Regions from separate parts of the Homo sapiens genome. Here region 1 is linked to region 2. The links are chromatin contacts, found by Hi-C or POLR2A ChIA-PET in ENCODE. All regions are on one chromosome and are shown on one strand. Each heading gives the region's core, a stretch centred on a gene start or an enhancer-like site at or near the end of the contact. The rest is flanking DNA. Distances are from core to core; before and after follow the strand shown.

Region 1 (7,482 bases), core at 4,085-6,584, 2.8 Mb before region 2:
AGTGAATGGTGCTGTTTGGAAATACTGCACTTCAGACTACTGAGTATACTGGTGACCATCACAAGCTGGAACATACAACAGGACAGTTAGTCTGGCTATGAGTCATTTGAAATCATGGGACACTAGCCGGGTGCGGTGGCTCACGCCTGTAATCCCAGCACTTTGGGAGGCGGAGGCAGGCGGATCACGAGGTCAGGAGATTGAGACCATCCTGGCTAACACGGTGAAACCCCATCTCTACTGAAAATACAAAAAAATTAGCCAGGCATGGTGGCGGGTGCCTGTTGTCCCAGCTACTCAGGAGGCTGAGGCAGGAGAATGGCGTGAACCCGGCAGGCGGAGCTTGCAGTGAGGCCAAGATCGTGCCACTGTGCTCCAGCCTGGGCTACACAGCAAGACTCCGTCTCCAAAAAAAAAAAAAAAAAATCATGGGACACTAAACAGACGCCTTATATGCTAAAATGGATAATATTTTTCTCATGGTAAGTTGTCATGGCCTAACACTTGCTTATTATGTTCTGATGGTAACATATTTTCAAATTTAAATGTAATGTAAGAATGTTCCCTCTGCTCATTACCTATATGAGTCATTCATAAACATTATAACAACAAAAAAGATAATCACAAAATTTTAAATGGAAAAATAATGGAGTATTTTATTTATTGATAGAGATAACAAAACTTTTTGTAATAATCCTGAATAGAATTTAATGAAATGTAAATCCAAACACAAACAGCAAGAATCTGTTCTGGCAATTGGAGATGATTAGTGAAGCGGAGAATCCTGAATGGTGGATATTCATCTAAGTACTATTGGACCACGGGGTGGAGAAGGAGGGAGTCGAGGATGGTGAAGAGGTATTACTGACTCTCAAACCAACCAACCAACCAACCATATGTGTCTCTACCTCTCTCTCACACACACAATTGGATGTTTGACAGTGAGCAAGCCTCTTGACCTCTCTAGACCTCAGAGGCAAAATGAGAAGTGTCCTCCAGCTAGAAAGCATCACAAATTAAATGTTTTGCTTTAGGTTTTCTTCCCCAAACACTCCATATTCCTTATGTAAAAATAGAGCCATTACTACATTCCTATGATCGTATTTTAAATTATTGGGTAAGAAGTATCTCTTTATAAACCAAATTTTCATCTTAATCTTTGCCACTTCTGCCTCCTACCCCAAATTAAAATAAAAATAAATTCTACTACATTGCAGGAGATAGTTATAATGTAATGCTTAAGTGCTTGGGCTCTCAGCTAGATTTTTGGGTTCCACTTAAATTAGGCAAGTCACTGACTCGTTCAGTGCCTCAGTTCCTTTGTAAGAATAATGATACCTGTTTCACAGGATGGGTAGGAGGATGAAATAATACATTTAGCACAAGGCCTGGCCATAGTCAATGCTGAGTAATTATTTTTTATTTTTATTTTTTGAGACAGAGTCTTGTACTGTTGCCCAGGCTGGAGTGCAGTGGTGCGATCTCTGCTGACTGCAACATCTGCCTCCCAGGTTCAAGCGATTCTCCTGCCTTAGTCTTCTGAATAGCTGGGATTACAGGTGCCTGCCACCACGCCCAGCTTATTTTTTGTATTTTTAGTAGAGACAGGGTTTCACTATGTTGGCCAGGCTGGTCTTGAACTCCTGACCTCATGATCCACATGCCTCAGCCTCCCAAGGTGCTGGGATTACAGGTGTCAGCCACCATGCCGAGCAAGTAATTGTTATTTTTAAACTATTTCCATTTCTCCATTTGCATTCTCCATTTCTCCATCTTCAATATATGTATATGTGTGTATACATATATATGACAGAGGTTATATATGTATATGTTATAATCATATAACCTCAGACACAGGGTTTCACAGCTAGAAGGAATTTCTACATCAAGTACAAAACTCTTGTTACATCTGTGTCCTTTCTGTCAGATTCAGAGGGTTAGAGTGATTTGGTTAGTGACGGAAATGATACTTAAACATGAGATTCCTGGCTTGAGGCTGCATCGTTTTTACTTTTCTTCCATTTACTTTTATCTTATTTAAATAACTTCCTATAGAACAATTTCCTTTAAATATGAAATGTTCCATAGGTTTTTGGTTCTCAGTAAATTATGATATTACAATAATGCGGTTTATTCTCCTGATTGCTGATCTCTTCATAAATTAGGACGTGTATTCACTTAAAGCAGTCTATTTGATAATGAAAACCCAGTGATTTCTAAATAGGCAGTCAGAAGAATCTGCTTTATGAAACAGACAAACCCCTAACATTGGGCCTTTAAAATGTTCGGATATCAAGACCACGAATATATTATCTAAATTAGAGCCCCTGAGCAAGGACTCAAGCTCTATTTTATGCCCCATCCCTGACTCACAGTAAGATCCTGGGCAAGTCACTTGACCTTCTTATATTTCAGAGTGTCAAACTGTGAAAAGCATGTCCATAAAACTGTGCAAGCATGACCTCATTATAAACCCGATGAACTTGAAAGCAAAGATGTGCTTTGATACATTAAAGAATTACCAAAATAGAACTCTAGTTTGTAAAATATGAAGAATCAGGAAAATAAATTTTACTATACTAAGTAAAAGGATTCTGAAATGTACAGTTTTTAGCAAGTAAAGTCATAAAAAGTTTCAAAATGTTATATTTAGGTGAAATAAGGTTAATGACAGAGGAAAAATATTATTTTAGAGAATGCTTGGCTTTCAAAACCATAGATTGTAGCAACTTAACCAAAATAATCACAAGGAATGGAAGACTATCAGAAACGAGTAGATCCTTAATAATTAAACACATTTCTAGGCCATTATTTCCCCCTACTTATACAATGCATATCATGTTTTAAAATGTATTTCACTGGCTGGGAGCGGTGGCTCACACCTGTAATCCCAGCACTTTGGGAGGCCGAGGCAGGTGGATCACTTGAAGTCAGGAGTTCGAGACCAGCCTGGCCAACATGGTGAAACCCCATCTCTACTAAAAATACAAAAATTAGCCAGGCGTGGTGGCAGGCACCTGTACCTGTAATCCCAGCTACTCAGGGGGCTGAGGCAGGAGAATCGCTTGAACCCACAAGGCGAAGGTTGCAGTGAGCTGAGATTGCACCACTGCACTCCAGCCTGGGCAACAGAGTGAGGCTCTGTCTCAAAAAAAAAAGAAAAAATGTATTTCACTAACTACTATATGAAAAGCCCCAGAGAAAGAATACCAATACCCTTAGGAAAGAAGCAGTTTTAGTATTATTATTATTATTGGATGGAGTCTCGCTCTGTCACCAGGCTGGAATGCGATGGCGCTATCTTGGCTCACTGCAACCTCCGATGCCCTGGTTCAAGGGATTCTCCTGCCTCAGCCTACTGAAAGTAGCTGAGATTACAGGCACGCGCCACCACACCCAGCTAATTTTTGTATTTTTAGTAGAGACAAGGTTTCACTATGTTGGCCAGGATGGTCTCGATCTCCTGACCTTGTGATCCGCCTGCTTCGGCCTCCCCAAGTGCTGGGATTACAGGTGTGAGCCACCGCGCCCGGCCAAGATGCAGTTTTAATAAGGAGTTTGGCCATTTAGGCTTGTAACTGACTGGATTATTGCATATTCTTTAAAATTAATTTGTATTAGTCCCTTTTCTTCTATTTCCTTATCTCCAACTCTCGCATTAGTATGCACGCTTTATTCCTACTCAGGTTTTCCCCTATGAGCCCAGGAGTATTATTATTATTTTTTTGCAGGGATTAGGATCAGGTTTGTGAAGTGAATAGTGTCTTTCTAATCTGCAGAGGGAAGGCAGCATCCCCTGGCTTGCTGCTGCAGCCTCTCTTTAAATTAAACAGCAGGTTCACTCTTTCTGCGGCATTCCAGAAGGAACATCAGTAGGAACAGCTCCACAGATGCTGACGTCTTGTCTAAGGTTATCCCAAGAAGTCCTGTGGCATTTGCAATGTGCCTGTACATTTTTCCTTTTTTAAAAAACATATTCCTGCAGACTTTGTTGAAAGCAGAAACAAACACAAGCAAGCAAAGCCCTTTCTAGCACAGCATGTTAATCACACACTTTGCCATATTCTGTGAAACAGTAAGCAAATGATAACCTCCAACTGTTGCCCGGGCCCTGTAAAACAGAAGATCAAATTCTGTGTTCTGCCTTGGCAAGAAAAGAAACTGCAGCATTTTGTCTAGATTTTTACAAGTCCTGGGGTTCACATTACTGGCTGAAATTGTTCTTTCTCTACTTTACAGAAAAATGGAAAACACTAGTAAACTTAAAGATTTAAATATTATTTTAAAAGGAATATAATAAAAAATGGAAAACACTAGTATATTTAAAGATTTAAATAGTCTTTTAAAAGGAATATAATCAAAACTGTAGTTTAAAATACAATCTAGCTCCATAAGAGAGGCAATTGGCTGTGTGTTCCACTTGTAATGCAGAGGATTTGAAGCATCTATTTTTTCCCTTGTTTCTATGGATTTATGAATAAAGACTCTGACCCTTCTCAGGATCAGGAAAATTACGAAAAATTTAAAGCCTGGGTTTAAGGTCTGTAGAAGCTGCACAGGTACACTAATTTTAGTAAGACGGGCGCCAGGAAAAAGAACAAAATAGTAGGGGAGAAATATTCAGGCATCCTAAAAAATATTCAGTGGAAACGTAAAAACATTAAAGACTGATTAAACATCGCAGCATGACACAGATTTAGCAACTGAGCATAAATAATTTGACTCGGATACTGCTCCAAAATCCGAAGAGGACCAATTTCTTCCAGGAGGACAACTACCTCGTCCTCTGCAGACCCCTCTCCTCGGCAGCTGAAGGAGTGTGGCCAATCTGCCTCCACCTCCCCGCGGACCCCCTACTCTCAGGACCTCCTGCAGCACCCCAAACTGGAAGTGGCCGCTGCAGACCCAAGGACGAGGGGCACGCGGGAGCCGGCAGCCCTAGTGGAGCGGTTGGAGATGTTGAGGTGGGAGGGTCACCCAGGTGGGGTGAGGCTGGGGTAGGTAGCGGAGTGAACGGCTTCCGAAGCTCTGGGCCGCCCCCAGGTTGGACTAAGCAGGCGCTCTGTCTTCGCCCCCGCCCAGGGTGGGCGTCTCCTGAGGACTCCCCGCCACACCTGACCCGAGACCGCGCGCCCAGCCTAGAACGCTTCCCCGACCCAGCGTAGGGCCGCCGCGACTGGCGCGCAGGGGGCGGCGGGAGGCCTGGCGAACCCGGGGGCGGGACCAGGCGGGCAAGGCCCGGCTGCCGCAGCGCCGCTCTGCGCGAGGCGGCTCCGCCGCGGCGGAGGGATACGGCGCACCATATATATATCGCGGGGCGCAGACTCGCGCTCCGGCAGTGGTGCTGGGAGTGTCGTGGACGCCGTGCCGTTACTCGTAGTCAGGCGGCGGCGCAGGCGGCGGCGGCGGCATAGCGCACAGCGCGCCTTAGCAGCAGCAGCAGCAGCAGCGGCATCGGAGGTACCCCCGCCGTCGCAGCCCCCGCGCTGGTGCAGCCACCCTCGCTCCCTCTGCTCTTCCTCCCTTCGCTCGCACCATGGTAGGTCGGGAGTGGCAAATGCCGGCGTAGCAGCTGCCCGAGATTTCTTCCCAGATTTCTAGTTGTTTTGTTTGTTTTTTGTTTGTTTTTGGTTCTTGGAGGTTTTTCTTTTCTGAGTGTTACGCAGCAGCTGCGCTTAAAGGAGGTTGCATTTTGGATTTGCATCTCGGCGACCTCTGCCAGGGAGCTTCATTTATTGGTTCCCCTTGGAGCTGGACTTGGTCGTAGGCCGTCCACGGGCAGGGGCTCCGGCCGCAACTGCAGCGGGGGTTTCTGCATCCAATCCCCCTGCCCCCCGCCCAGCCCCGCACCCACTGCATCCACTAGCGCCGCACCCGGGCTGCCTGCAGCGCAGCGTTTCGGCCTGGGAGCCGGGCGGGGCCGGGCACTAGACCCCCCCCCCCGGCCCGCCCCTCCCCACCCCGCTTCTCCGCCGGCGCGAAGGTGGCAGGTCGGGCGGGCAGTGGAGAATGAATGGGCTGGAGCTGGCCGGTGGCGCACATTGTTCCGGCCGGGTGTTGAGGGGCGCAGTCAGCGCCCGCCACCTCCCCACTTTGGCCGGCCCTGCTGGGCGCCCTCCCTCGGTCGCTCTCCCCTCCTTCTTCCCGGGGGGCGCGGCGCGGGCGTGGGCTGGGAAGGAAGGAGCCGGGGAAGGGTGGGGTTGGGGGCAGGAAGGCGAGGGGTTGGGGGCGGAGAGGGCGGAAGCGGCGGCCGGGCCGCCCTGCGCCCGGGCGGGGCCCTGCGGTGTGGCCGTGGCTTGTTCCTGCCGCTTTCGCACCCTGCGGCCCCCCACCCAGTGCAGCAGTGCGGGCGGGCGTGAGCCTCGGTGCACCAGGAGGCACTTCCCGCGGGAGGCGCTGGGCTCGCGCTAATTGGGGCGGGGGGGGGGGGCGGCGGGGGAGGAGGGAACTGGCGCGCGGCTTGGTTTCCATTAGAGACGCAAAGTTTCTGCTCCGGGAGGAGGCGGCGGCGCCGCGGGCTCGTCGCCTGGGGGAGCAGAAGCGGGTGGGAGGTGCGGGTGGCCTTGGCCTCAGCCCTGGTGCGCGGGGGCCGGGGGTGGTGACCCTCCTGGCCGAGGAGGGGCGGCGTCCAGACGCCCGCTCGGGGGCCGCCTTCCCCCCCACGCCTGCCCCCGGGCACGCGCCCTGCCCGGTCCCTCGCCCCGCGCCACTTCCAGTCCGCAGAGAGATGCCCTCCACGTTTCTGCTTTCTCTGCAGCCTCTAGATTGCCAGATGCGACTGTGCGCCTCGCTGGGTGTGTTTTCCACAGCCCCTTCCTCCTCGGCGTGCAGGGCTGACATCACCGACTGCGTTTCTGGTTTGGCGGGTGGGGAGATGGTTCCCCGCAGGGTTCTGGTACACCTTTGCCCCCAGGGCTAGCGCCATTTGGGGGAGGAGGTTTTCGTTGTCGAGAAAGTTGGATGCTCCTGGTAACCCCTCTAACAAGAGAGTTCTGTAGCGAGGTGGGACTGTTCTCCCCATAAGGTGACAGTTTCTCTTGCGAGGTGTGGCAGCGCTTCCTGTTGTACAAGACAGATGTTGCCTTGGCGTTACGTAAATCATCGTGTCTCCGTCATTTAAAGAAAGCCAATTTTTAGTGATTGAGGTAGAAAGAAAGATCCGTTTATAATTTGTAAAAACAAATTTTCACCCAGAATCAATATATTGGAACACCATTCCTACTGTTAAAGTTTTCACTTAAGAGTATAAACTTCATCAGCTTTCTATTAGGACTTATTTTGTAATTGGCTTCTTAGGCATCCTTCTTTAAAAGAGAAATCCACGTTAGCTCTCCTTGAGGTCTCGAGTTCCCTCGGCTGGAGGCACAGGTTCAGTGGAGACCAAATAATGCAGGTGAATTACCTTCGTGGCCATTACTGCCTCCAACGAAGTGTGTTTATTAAGAACAGTTCTTATGTCATTCTTAAGGTAGGTAGGGTTAA
Region 2 (7,128 bases), core at 2,467-4,966:
CTTGACCAAATTTCTTTTTTTTTTTTTTTTTTGAGACGGAGTCTCGCTTTGCCCAGGCTGGAGTGCAGTGGCACTATCTTGGCTCACTGTAACCTCCGCCTCCTGGGTTCAAGTGATTCTTTTGCCTCAGCCTCCTGAGTAGCTGGGACTACAGGCACCCGCCACCACGCCCAGCTAATTTTTTGTGTTTTCAGTAGAGACGGGGTTTCACCGTTAGCCAGGATGGTCTCTATCTCCTGACCTCGTGATCCGCCCGCCTCGGCCTCCCAAAGTGCAGGGATTACAGGCATGAGCCACTGCGCCCAGCCCTTGACCAAATTTCTAACCTTTTGTGCCCATTTCCACAAGTGTGAAACTGAGTTTTCCTATACCGCAGGAATTTTTTAAATTAATTATTATTTTTTTTTAGACAGGGTCTTGCTCTGTCACCCGGTTGGAGTGCAGTGGTATGATCATGGCTTGCTGCAGCCTTGACTTCCTGGCCTCAGGCAGTCCTCCAGCTTCAGCCTCCTGAGTAGCAGGGTCTGCAGGCGCACACCACCATGCCTGGCTAGTTTTTAAAAATGTTTTGTACTTACTATGTTGCCCAGGCTGGTCTCGAACTCCTGGGTTCAAGCGATCTTCCTGCCTCAGCCTCTCAAAGTGCTAAGATTATACTGCTCAACCTTTTTTCAAGAGGATTAAATGGGAAAGTACATGGAGAAACTTTTAGTCCAATCTTCCAAGCAGCAGCATGCAATGTTCATTTCTTTCCTTCTCCTTCCAAATTTGACACACTGATACATCTGCACTACTCGCACTAATTTGTGCACTGTCTTGTTTCATCCCATTGTTTTACTGCTTCGGTAGAAGGTCCCTTCACTTAGAAAACAATTTCCTACCCCTGAGCACCAAGAGGAAAGAGTCCAAGGAACTAAGTCTGTGTAGGTTCAGTGGTTTGCAGATTCATGCTTTGGGAACTCTTTATTCAAATGAAATCTCTCTTGGAACCGTGATATAAACAAAACAGACAAAGTCATTTTATTAGCATTCCTTTATTTTAGAAGTTCACACCTATAATTTTATAACAATCGTGAAAATGTTACTCAGAACTAGATGTTTTGATGACACATAGCAGAAATCTGTGGTTCAAGATGGTCATTGCAAACTTAACCAATCTCAGCATTCTATTCTGCCTTTTGTTTTGATTGCACAGAATCAATATAATTCTGATTCATATGGAAAATAACTTAATATCTTAACCTCCGCTCAGGATCTTCATCATAAATGTAGGTCAGTACATACCTAAAAATTGTCAATGATCCAACATGGTCACATGTGACATGCTACACTTGCACCTAGTACCAAACAAGCTGATACTTCAATGAGATCTGGTTGGCATATACACCCAAGCCTTGTCTGTCCCCTCAGAGCACTGCACACAGATAGTGAAAGAACTTGTGTACAATAAGAAATTCACAGGGATGAGGCTGGGCGCAGTGTCTCACGCCTGTAATCCCAGCACTTTCAGAGGCCGAAGCAGGTGGATCACTTGAGGTCAGGAGTTCGAAACTAGCCTGGCCAACATGGTGAAACCCCGTCTCTACTGATAATGCAAAACTTAGCTGGGCGTGGTGGCACATGCCTGTAGTCCCAGCTACTCGGGCAACTGAGGCAGGAGAATAGCTTAAACCTGGAAGGCGGAGGATGCAGTGAGCCAAGATCACGCCACTGCACTCCAGCCTGGGTGACAGAGCGAGACTCTGTCTCAACAACAACAACAAAGATATTCACAAGGATGAATTTAAATAGGTAAATGGCAGTGTAGAACTACATCCTTCCTAGTCAATTACACCTTTAGGAGACTTTAAATAGGCACAGAAACGACAAAGGGCTTATACTGAGAATTGCACAAAAATGAGTTACTTGGCAGCACAAGGTAGGGATTGTATGTGTCACAAGAGTATATAGACTGTTCTACCTTCATGCTCTACTCATTGCCATATCCCTTCGTGGTTCCCTGAGACTCAGGTGAAATTACCTTCCAATATTGCCTGGAGAAGGGCCTCCTCCTCCTCAGCTGCCTCATAATCCTTTATTAGTACCAATAACTGCAAGAAACCAGGGGCTGGGCCATCCTCTGGCAGATTAAGCTCTCTGCGAATTGTTTTGTGGACTGCCCCAGCAATGACTTGGTCTAGGCGGGCCTGATTCACAGCATCTCTCTCAATTGCTCCTCTCTGTACCAGCTTCTGTAACAAAGGCTCCAGCCTTAGTACATAAGCCGACAACTTTTCCTCATCCTTCTGGTAAGTGGTTAGATATTTGACCTGCAACTCCCTAGGATTATCTGTAACCCCAAATACCTCCTCAAGAGCCTGCAGACATTCATCGACAGTAATTAAAGGATTGTTTATCTTGAGGACACGAATAACATCAAGTGCTGGGCCTCGAAGGCTCTCTAGCAATCGCCTTCTCTTCTCTACATCTGGCACCTGCCACGCCTTTATCATCTGAGTAGTATGAAACATCCAGCGTCCAAATTCTTCTTCTCCTGGTTCTGGAGACTCCCTGCCCGAGAACACTCTCAGCTTTTTATACTTCAAGCATTGCAGGGCAGGCTGAAGAGCCTCTAATGCCTGTGCCAACATAGGGGCCCACATTTCCGGGATCATGCCCTGCTCTGGGTCTAAGGAGCCATTTTCATGTCCAAGAGCTCTGCTCAACTCACCCACTGTCATGCCCTCTCCCGCTAAAAATTCATTTAATCTGCTTAAAAATGTATTATCTGGGTCAGGGGGCTTAAAGATCACTCTCCAGATACCCCCTTTTCCCGGTATCTCCTTAGGGACCAGGGCGTGACTAGTCTCCGCAGTAAGCCCTACTAAGGCTACTTTCCTGTTCTCATCCCTCCTGAACATCCTTCCAAGCAGTCTGTACTCCCCCAAGGGAGCTAAACCAGCCTGCAGAGCCTCCTCGATTTCTGCCACACTGCAGCTCTGGGAGATGCCGGCAATCAATAGCGCTTTCCGAGGGTTCATGTCCATCCCCCTGCACCAGTCTTCTAAAAGCCTCAAAGTCATGGTGCCCGAAATAATAGACTTAAGTTCTAAATATGCCAGACCACAGGCGACCACCGAAATTCAAAGTAATCCTCCGCGGTACCCCAGAGAAATCTTGTCAACGTGCCGAGGTCCAGCAGCCTGCAAGACAGAGCAGACAGGTTAGCTAAAGGTGCCAACGTCCAGGGCAAGCGTGCAGGCCCCAAGCCCCGCGCGCCCTGCCCCCAGCGGCGACGCCAGGGCAGCCGCACTGCGGCGCGCGCCCCTCACCCCTCCCAGCCCTGGTGCCTGGCGGATGTCGGGCCTGCAGGGCCGCGTCGGGCCCGCTTCCACTCACCGTGATCTAGTGCTCGTGCCCGCGTCCGTGCGCCGGCGGCCAAGGTGCCTGGCCGGGCCCCGACGAGGCGCGGGAGGGCAGGCTCCCCTAGGCTCTGACGGACACTCGGGGGCCACAGCGACCGATGCCGGTACTCCAGGTGCCTGTGGTACTGTCTGCAACGAGAAGTGATGGGGCGATGACAGTCGCGAGCGGGCACCAGGGGGCAAGGCTGAGGAGCGCTGAGTCGCCAGACCCAGAGAGCCACCCACCTGGAGGGACGTGCCGCCACCCGCGCCGCCGGAGCTCCGGCTCCAGCCCGGATTCCACCTGTTTTGGTCTCGCTCGGGGAAGCTGCGCGGCGGGCGGGGGCGATCTGACGTCATGAGGGGCGGGCCTCGGGGGCGGGGCGCGCGCGCTTCCGGCCCGAGCCGGAAGCTCCGACTGCGGCGGCATCCGGGACGGCGGGCGGGCTGGCCACCACGGGACAGGAAGGTGAGATCCGGGACCTCAGCTTTGCAAGCAGGCTCCGCCGGCGACCGCTGACGGGCGCTGGGCTCGCGGCGCTGCAAGGCGGCGAGGCCCGGGCCTGGCGCCGCCTGCGCAGCCTTGGTCGCGGCGTGCCGGCGCTGCAGCGCGGCAGGGGGCGGGGCCGGCCGCCCGGAGGCCCAAGTGGCGGGGACGCCTCCCTGCCGGGTCAGGTTCTCAGAGCGGGTCTCCGGCGGCGGCGACGGGGGCCGGGCCGCGCGTGACCCGCCGCAGTCACGCCGTTCTTAATCACTAGTAGCTGGTGCTCCAGGCTGGCGGCGCTCACCTTTCTCCTAGCCGGGTGACCCAGGGGATTTATTTTATGTTGGCTTTCTCTGAAATGCCAAAGCCACCCGATTATTCAGAGCTGAGTGACTCTTTAACGCTTGCCGTGGGAACAGGAAGATTTTCGGGACCATTGTAAGTGCTTAGGAGTTACTGTCTTAACTTGGGGGCTTGACTTGTAGCACCCCGCGTTCACGTCTGAAGCAGTACTGTTATGCCAGAAAGTGTTTCACCTGTCAAAGTGAAATGTGCTGTGAGAAACTAGTTTAATTCCAGTTTCTGGAGGGCGGGTATTATGGACCTGTTTAAGTAGGATGCAGTGATTTATTCTGAGGGATTCCCGTTAAAAAGCAGAACTCAGTATATACTGAAATCAATGGTTTTTTGTTTTTTTGTGTGTGTTGTTTTACTTGATTGTAAGTATTACACAAAACAACCTGTAAGTTTTACATTTCTTAATAGGTGTTTAATTTAATTATTTTAAATCTTAAGTGTGTTAGTGGGATATTTTAGAATTCTTTTTTTTTTTTTTTAATTAGACAGAGTCTCGCTCTGTCGCCCAGGCTGGAGTGCAGTGGCGTGATCTCGGCTCTCTGCAAGCTCTGCCTCCTGGGTTCACGCCATTCTCCTGCCTCAGCCTCCCGAGTAGCTGGGACTACAGGTGCCCGCCACCACGCCCGGCTATTTTTTTTGTATTTTTAGTAGAGACGGGATTTCACCATGTTAGCCAGGATGGTCTCTATCACCTGACCTCGTGATCCACCCGCCTCAGCCTCCCAAAGTGCTGGGATTACAGGCGCGAGCCACCGCGCCCGGCCTAGAATTCTTGGAGATAAAGCAAGTACATTTGGAGTAGTTGCCGTGACAGCATTACTAGACCCTAATTGTATTTTCTTTTTTAATTTGAAGGCACAGAGCATGGAGAATGATGAACTTCCGTCAGCGGATGGGATGGATTGGAGTGGGATTGTATCTGTTAGCCAGTGCAGCAGCATTTTACTATGTTTTTGAAATCAGTGAGACTTACAACAGGCTGGCCTTGGAACACATTCAACAGCACCCTGAGGAGCCCCTTGAAGGAACCACATGGACACACTCCTTGAAAGCTCAATTACTCTCCTTGCCTTTTTGGGTGTGGACAGTTATTTTTCTGGTACCTTACTTACAGATGTTTTTGTTCCTATACTCTTGTACAAGAGCTGATCCCAAAACAGTGGGCTACTGTATCATCCCTATATGCTTGGCAGTTATTTGCAATCGCCACCAGGCATTTGTCAAGGCTTCTAATCAGATCAGCAGACTACAACTGATTGACACGTAAAATCAGTCACCGTTTTTTCCCTACGATTACAAAACTGCCAGTCCTATATGGAGTCTGATCACAAGACTGCAGTTTCTTCACAGATCTCAGGAAGTTGTCGTGGGGCAGAGGCTTTTTAAAAACATGTGATTAGGGAGCTATCTTTATCTGAATAATAACGAATTTTTAGGTAAAACCTGAGATAGAGTACTACAAAATCATGTTGATGACTTCAGATTTTGGAAGTTAAATCATGTCTGTTATTTGCATTCTTTAGAAACTTGACTAAGTACCTGAATTCATATTTCTATTCTACTGTGCAACATAGTGATGATTCAGAAATTTTTCCTTTGGGGAAAAAAATGAATATGAACATTTCCATTGTGTTAAGTGTAAAAAGGTCCAGACATGATCATAAAATTTAAATTTTATACAATTACTTGGCTTGCTTTAAAATTCTTCACACTTAAAACACCGATTCATTCTATTGCAGCTAAGCCAGCTGTCTAGACTTGCTGTCAGCTTATGAGGCATTGCTAAAAAATTATTGAGGAAATGGCTGTCTTGATAAGCAGAATTTGTTCTTCCTCTTGGTAATGGCTAAATTATTATTAATGCTTTTAATGGTTTTATTTTTTATATTTTTCTTTTTTGTGGAGAATGGGGTCTCGCTATGTTGCCCAGGCAGGTCTCGAACTCCTGGGCTCAAGCTTTCCTCCTCTCTCTGGCTCCCTAAGTGCTAGGATTACAGGTGTGAGCTACCATGCCCAGCTATTTTTAATTAAAAAAATTTTTTTTTTCCATGACTTGTGACACAGTCTCAGAAGGCCCTGAGAACGTACGCTCCAATGCTACTGATTTAGAAAACTATCTGGGAAGAAACTAAGTGTTAAATGTTGAAAGGCTAGAAATAACTTACAAATAGAAGATGGAAACAATGTGTTCAATGAAAATCTAGCAGGTTATTTATTATTTATTTAAATTATTATTATTATTTTTGAGACGGAGCCTTGCTTTGTCACCCAGGATGGAGTGCAGTGGTGCAGTCTTGGCTCACTGGAACCTTCGGCTCACTGCAACCTCCACCTCTCGGGTTTAAGCGATTCTCTTGCCTCAGCCTCCTGAGTAGCTGGGATTACAGGTGACCACCACCATGCCTGGCTGATTTTTGTTATTTTAGTAGAGACAGGGTTGCAGCATGTTGGCCAGGCTGGTCTCAAACTCCTCACCTAACTAAGGTAATCCACTTGCGTCAGCCTCCCAAAGGCCTGGGATTACAGGCATGAGCCACCATGCCTAGCTGTATTTATTTATGTTATTTATTTTGAGATGGAGTCTTGCTCTGTAGCCCAGACTGGTGTGCAGAAGTGCGATCTCAGCTCACTGCAACCTCCACCTCCCAGGTTCATGCTATTCTCCTGCCTCAGACTCCCGAGTAGCTGGGATTACAGGCACCCACCACCATGCCTGGCTAATTTTTGTATTTTTAGTAGAGACGGGGTTTCACCATGTTGTCCAGGCTGGTCCCGAACTCCTGACCTCAAGTGATACACCTCAGCCTCCCAAAGTACTAGGATAACAGGCATGAGCCACCATGGCCAGCCTATAGCAGGTAATTTAGTCCAGTCCTTATCAGATGCATGAGACCCCTCTAAAAG

What was found. Hi-C counts contacts between places; a loop is a spot of excess contacts on that map. ChIA-PET counts read pairs that join two places held with the same protein, here RNA polymerase II (POLR2A). Pooled maps may share reads with other maps.
Region 1: a pooled map shows a loop between it and region 2 (10-fold over the local background). The contact joins the promoter of CALM1 here to the promoter of MOAP1 in region 2. A Hi-C loop is called at or near these places in 9 of 50 pooled maps. POLR2A ChIA-PET finds 5 or more read pairs at or near these places in 2 of 52 experiments (CD4-positive, alpha-beta T cell and CD8-positive, alpha-beta memory T cell).

What each region holds. Positions count from the first base shown.
Region 1 is chr14:90,391,695-90,399,176 of GRCh38, forward strand. CALM1 (calmodulin 1) reads left to right here and starts at 5,335. Exons shown (of 6, transcript NM_006888.6): 1 at 5,335-5,539. The coding sequence starts at 5,537. RefSeq lists silencers at 5,027-5,446, 5,727-5,886, 5,897-6,446, 6,527-6,596, 6,637-6,706 and enhancers at 5,131-5,425, 5,547-5,596, 6,767-7,066.
Region 2 is chr14:93,181,181-93,188,308 of GRCh38, forward strand. It overlaps MOAP1 (modulator of apoptosis 1), which reads right to left and starts at 3,717. Exons shown (of 3, transcript NM_022151.5): 1 at 3,630-3,717; 2 at 3,379-3,533; 3 at 1,019-3,182. The coding sequence starts at 3,062. The coding sequence ends at 2,007. LYSET (lysosomal enzyme trafficking factor) reads left to right here and starts at 4,137. Exons shown (of 2, transcript NM_001098621.4): 1 at 4,137-4,305; 2 at 5,080-7,128. The coding sequence starts at 4,226. The coding sequence ends at 5,491.